2 separate regions of the Homo sapiens genome follow, and region 2 is linked to region 1. The links are chromatin contacts, found by Hi-C or POLR2A ChIA-PET in ENCODE. All regions are on one chromosome and are shown on one strand. The core of a region is the stretch at or near the end of the contact, and the rest is flanking DNA. Distances in the headings are between cores, read along the strand shown. Region 1 overlaps IGSF5 (immunoglobulin superfamily member 5). Region 2 holds the start of PCP4 (Purkinje cell protein 4).

What was found. Hi-C counts contacts between places; a loop is a spot of excess contacts on that map. ChIA-PET counts read pairs that join two places held with the same protein, here RNA polymerase II (POLR2A). Pooled maps may share reads with other maps.
Region 2: a map of posterior cingulate gyrus shows a loop between it and region 1 (4-fold over the local background). The contact joins the promoter of PCP4 here to the enhancer-like site in region 1. A Hi-C loop is called at or near these places in 14 of 168 maps with a recorded cell type or tissue (Caco-2, Calu3, K562 and 11 more) and 20 of 50 pooled maps. POLR2A ChIA-PET finds 5 or more read pairs at or near these places in 2 of 52 experiments (Panc1 and WTC11).

What each region holds. Positions count from the first base shown.
Region 1 is chr21:39,798,114-39,800,813 of GRCh38, reverse strand. The region is part of intron 8 of IGSF5 (immunoglobulin superfamily member 5); the gene reads right to left. Among named protein-coding and RNA genes, the nearest start is that of IGSF5, 54 kb to the right of the region's middle. Within about 2 kb of position 1,438, at least 2 of the 41 ENCODE cell types and tissues checked have a DNase peak (open chromatin) inside an H3K27ac peak, as active enhancers do; they include prostate gland, where a contact is called at or near this core.
Region 2 is chr21:39,866,112-39,868,811 of GRCh38, reverse strand. It overlaps PCP4 (Purkinje cell protein 4), which reads right to left and starts at 1,374. Exons shown (of 3, transcript NM_006198.3): 1 at 1,302-1,374. The coding sequence starts at 1,310.

The DNA of each region.
Region 1 (2,700 bases), core at 189-2,688:
TCTTCCCTGTTCTCATTCAGAAATGTAATCCCAAACAAACCATTTAATCCTCCAGAGTGGCCAATGCCTGTCTCATAATATTGCCTTATTAAAATGTGTGCAACACTTTTTTCCTGCCAGTCCTGAGAATGGCAGCTCAGGTTCCAGGGCACAATAGCTGCACTTAACATCTTAAATAATGTAACTGGGCATGATAAATTATTCACAATGTGATGGAATGCTAGCAAGTCTTGAGGATAGAATTACTCTGGCTCACGCTCTTAATTTGTTGACTCCCAATAACACAGGGAAAACTGGACAGCGGATGGAACTATGTCAGCAGTGCTTTAAGACATGTGCCTTCTGCTGCTAATATGCTAGAGATTCCTACTGTCGTTTGCTTTTGTTTTCACTGCTGGGTTGTGCAAACATCGCTGTTTTCTAAATTTATCAAGTATGTATTTCTGTTTGTCTCAATGAGGGGGTGATTTGTGGGGAAGGCTTGATCCAGGTCTCAAGTTGTTTATATGCCCATCTTCTGAAAATGACAGAGACAGAGAATTTCCTAAAACAGCCAGGAAAATGCACTGACAGTGAGTTAAGGCACAGGACAAAGAGAGGAAAAGGAGGATTCTTTGTTTTAAATATTCGCCAAAATAAAAAACATTTGCAAATCCCCTGGCTTCATATTGAAATAAAAAAGCATGCCTTTCCCAGTAATTGGTTATTTTAGTAGGAATTTCTAATTTTACTTATTACTTTTACCCTAATGTGTTTCAGCTGCAGTTGCACCCAAATTCATTCTGTTTCACCAACAGGGAAACTCTTGTCTAGAAAACCATGTCAGTACTACATATTCTAACTGTAGATTCAGTCATCAGAGAAATAATCAGAGAAGAAAATTGTCATATTGTATATGACAGTTTTGAAAATGAATCTCTTTTTTCCTTCTGACCCTTCTTACAATTTAATCCATGATTGAGATCTCTACAGTCTAGGTTTCTATTTTTTCATTTACGTTGAATGCAATGTGCTTTAGGACCCATCTAAAATATGGAAGGGTTAATTAAGAGTGTCCCTGGTAGGATGCCAGGTGGACAGTGGAGTCTTTGGTGTCAAGACCTTTCACTTGGCATTCATCATGGCACCACCGTGAGCATCTCAAACTCTTCTCTGTGCTTTGCAGCAAGGCCGGTGGAGCAGGGACACGAGGTACAAGTAATTCTAAATGCACAGTTGTAGGAAGACTTCTAGAAATCAGAGAGCACCCTCCCTTAGAAACAATGCTATACATGTCTGTGGAGTTTTCACACTGGGACAAAAAAAAAAAAATTCCTCAAAGCAGATCACCTGGAGAATGATAAAAATACTGATTCTTTGGCCCTATCTCCCAGACATTCTGATCCAGCAAGCCTGGCGGAGGCCCAAGAGTGTGCATTTTAACAAGAACCCAGTGTGTTCCTGGCACAGGGCTGTACTGAGAGCTGCTGCTACGCCAGCAGGGTACCAAGGCAGCGGTATTTATAGGCGCTGGGTGCACCTCCGTGTTCAGCAAGCATTCTTTAGGAAAACCGGAATAGAGAATTCCGGAAATACATCCACCATTTCTGCCAGGTGGTGGCAAGAACAAGGACTGCCCCATCTCTTGAGCAGGAAGTCTCATGTTCAGGGAAGAAATTGGCAGGAGAGGGTGCTTAGAGGTGGAGATGAGCAAAAGGGGGAGCTCCAGGCAGCCTGGGGACCAAGAGGTCTAGGAACTGGTGCCTCTTCCCATTGTCTACAACCCAGCGTCCCCCTGAGGACCTGGCCTAAGTCAGCCATTGTGCCTGTAGCTCCTGGCCACAGTGTCTGGCCTTTGGTGGTCAAAACTCCAGCCCCAGCCTGTCCCCCATGACACTGCTCCTGAGACATGCCCCCACTTTTCTGAAATTTTCAAAGGATTCCCAGCACTGAAAGCATCAGGGGATAACTAACGGTTTGAAAAAAAGGTTTCACCACTGCATCTTGTCTTGCTCATCTCCGTGGCAGTGTGTGCCTTTGGCATGCTGGACCTTAACTGAAAGGATGCCAAAGGGGCAGGAGTTATGGGAGGCTGGTGCAGCAGCAAATTCTGCCATTTCCTAAAATATTAAAGTTCTAGTTTCCTGTTTTACTAACTGTTGGATGTTATTAAAATTGAGCTGGGTGATTCATGACAAAGATGACGTATTCAGAGACCCACGGCAGCCTTGAGATGTAGACACAGATGTGTACAACTCAGGGAAGAGAGATTGAGAGTTGTGACATTGAAGATGGGGGCACAAGTAACCTGGAAACCTGCTGCTCCTCCTAACGCCATACACCGCCCTGAGCTGGGTGCCTTCCCAGACTCCGGATTCAGTGTCCAGACACTCCTCTACTTGCGGAAATACAGCTGACTCCCGGCAGAGGGAGAAAGAGCATGGCACTACCAACCCCAGTAGAACCCACTCCAGGTGGGCAAGCACAGGCCATTATGAAGGCCTCAGGATGCTGGGCAAAGCAGAATTGCTGAGTACCCATCGTGCAGGGTGAAGTTATGGAGGAGGCAGATTGGTGCTTGGGGACCTGCCACTCTTCCCTTTCCAAAACTCCTGATTCCCCTCTTGCTATAAGGTAACCAATAACCCTTAAGCCTAGCCACATTGAGTTCTCCTAAAAAGCAGAGCTGCTTAAACACCTCCTCAGCCCTCTGAGTCCTGA
Region 2 (2,700 bases), core at 125-2,624, 68 kb before region 1:
CCAGCATTGCAGCCCAAGTCTTGGCTCTACTGTTCTTTAGCTGGTGACCTCAAACCACTTAGTTCCCATCTCTGTGCCTCAGTGTCCTCATCTGTCAATTGGGAATAATAATGGTGCCCACTGCACGGAGTTGTTGAGAGGTTCAAAGAAGGTGACAGATGCAGAGACAGCCTGACACTGTCGGCACACAGACCATTAGGCAAGTGTTAGCTGCTGTTACAGGTACCATTGATTGTGGTGGTGGGAGAATTCCCATCTTCCACCCCACAGTTGGTCTCTCCCTGCCTCAAACCCCTGGCTTTGTCCTAAACCCCATTTCTAAGTTTTATAGTGCTTTGCTCTTCTTCTTGTCATGTTTACATCAAAAATCACCCATCAGAGAGATAAAAGCAGGGAGGAGGCATTTTATTTCTGAAGTTGTTAATTTTATCCTAGACTTCCAAGAAAAGAATCATCCATCTGTCAAAAAGAGACAGAGAAGATAAAAGATCTTTAAAAGTAATTATTTAAGTGCCAACCAAGAGGAAATGAAGATGCATTTGGCTCGGTTATTGAGTTGAATTAGAGAATGGTGTTGTACCACCGCTAATCTGCTTCATAGATGAGAAAAAAGGAGAAGATGATTTTAGAAAAACAAACGTGCTGTCAGTTGGCCCCAGTAAAACACATTCTGTATAAACAAGTTTAGAGAAGTGACTTTGGATTTGCAAAATTGTAGCTCTTCTTCTGCCGGGGCCGCCTCCGGTCTTAGAGCCACAGATCTATACACACGGATGTTTCCCAGTTCCTACTACTTTTTGCATTTCTTTCCCTGGTGCTCTGATTAACTGCAGAGGTAGTTTGTACAACTGAGCCATGAAATGCCACCCAACGGCCAGCCCTTTCCCCACCTTGTCCCCTTCCCTTCCATGGCTTGCATTCACCAGATGACCACCTGCCCACTCACATTCTGAAAGGTATCACCGCGGGAATCATGCAAAGACACGCATCTTCGTAAGAGAATAAAACATTTGGCTTTCTCTTCTGAGCTCTAAAACCCAAAGCACTTTTCAAAGTCACCATTCAATCAGAAAGCAAACCTTTCTCCTCCTCAGGCTAATTGTAGAAGTTGCAAACTTAACCAATTTCTGCACTTACCATTCAAACCAAGAGATTAATCCTGTCAGTTCTCCAAGCAAATAATTACAGGATTAATTTGTTCCTCAGCACTGCTAAGTCCCTCACATTTCCTGAGACTAATCCTTCAGCCGAGGTCCCTTCTCACTCCTAAGTTTCCCTCTCCAGGTCGAAGCATCACTCACCTCACTCATGTTGGCTCTAACTCAACAGCTCAGTCCCGCCGCTCAGCACAGAGAACACTGCTCAGGGGTCGCTGCTCCACCGGTTCTGGCTTTTCTCTTAAAAAGAGCTGCCCGGTGGCATCATGCCTCCCTGGAGCCAATGAGATGCATTCACCTGTCTGCAAGCCTGGCCGACATCTGAGAGCACCAGGGGCCACCTAGTGGTGCAAAAGAGAACGGCACGTTAGGTCGCTGCTCCAAATTCCGCCAGGATGGAAGGAAATGCTCGATTTCTTTAAAAAGTAATACACTCCAGCCTGGGCAGCAGAACGAGACCCTGTCTCTTTTAAAAAAAAAAAAAAAGTAAAAAGTAAAAGCTAAAGTTTCAAAGATCATCACAGGGATGCCATTGTGCGTTTTTCAATGAGTGCAAGATTTACATGCATGTAAAATACCTTTCAAATGTCAATGGGAAGGATTGTTTTTCTAAGGGAAGAGGAGCTCTGAAAATACCTGCGTGCCCGCTCACGCACTTTCAGGTTTTCCCAGGAGCTGTGTTTCCCTTGCCCTTTATAACACAAAACTCAGCCCAAGGACTTTAATATCTCTGCTGTCTCTCCCCTATCCCATATCTGTCGCCCTGCTTGTACCCTGAGCTGGAAGGATAAGAGTAGATGGACTGGGACATGGGAATGGGTCCCCACGACCTCAACAAAGGAGGCGAGCGGCTCCAGCAGCCTTGCTGATGTGCCCTCCTCACAACCACAGTGGGGCCAGGAAGGAGCCTGGGCATTGGCCCTGGCCTGGTTGAAGGTCTCCTTGCCTTAGTCCTGTTCAGCTTTTCCGGGAAGAGGTTCCATCCTTTGTTCAGTCCCAACATCGTGAGGCTCTGAAGAGTCTTCAAGGCATCAGAGTGGGCCCTCAACTGTCCCAAAAAAGCGTTGTGCAGACTGAAGGCACATTCACATCTGTTACTCTGCCAGTCCCGGTACAGGACTGAGAGGGTCTGGCGAGAAGATTGAAGCGTCTTGCCACCCGTCCCCAGCACCCCTCATCTCCCTGTGCAGAGCAGGCCACCAGACTCCAGCCCATCAACCCTCTCTCCTCAGCTCAGCAGCCCCACGCCCTCTGACCTGGACTGCCCTCCTTACATGCCCAGGTCACCGATGCGACCACATCCTCAGGTCCACCTTGGACAGCAAGCAGAAGGCCATGCGCCCCCAAATGGGCACCGGCGAGCACAGGCTGCCCTCAGAGGCCTTGGCCAGGAGCACCAGCTGGTCAGCACCCTCGCCCACAGCGTGGGAACACCAGCCAGCAAGACAGAGTCTCATACATGAGTTATTATAAAATAACCTATATTTCACAGAGCGACAGAAATGAACATTATATATATTATATAAAATATGTGTGTTATATT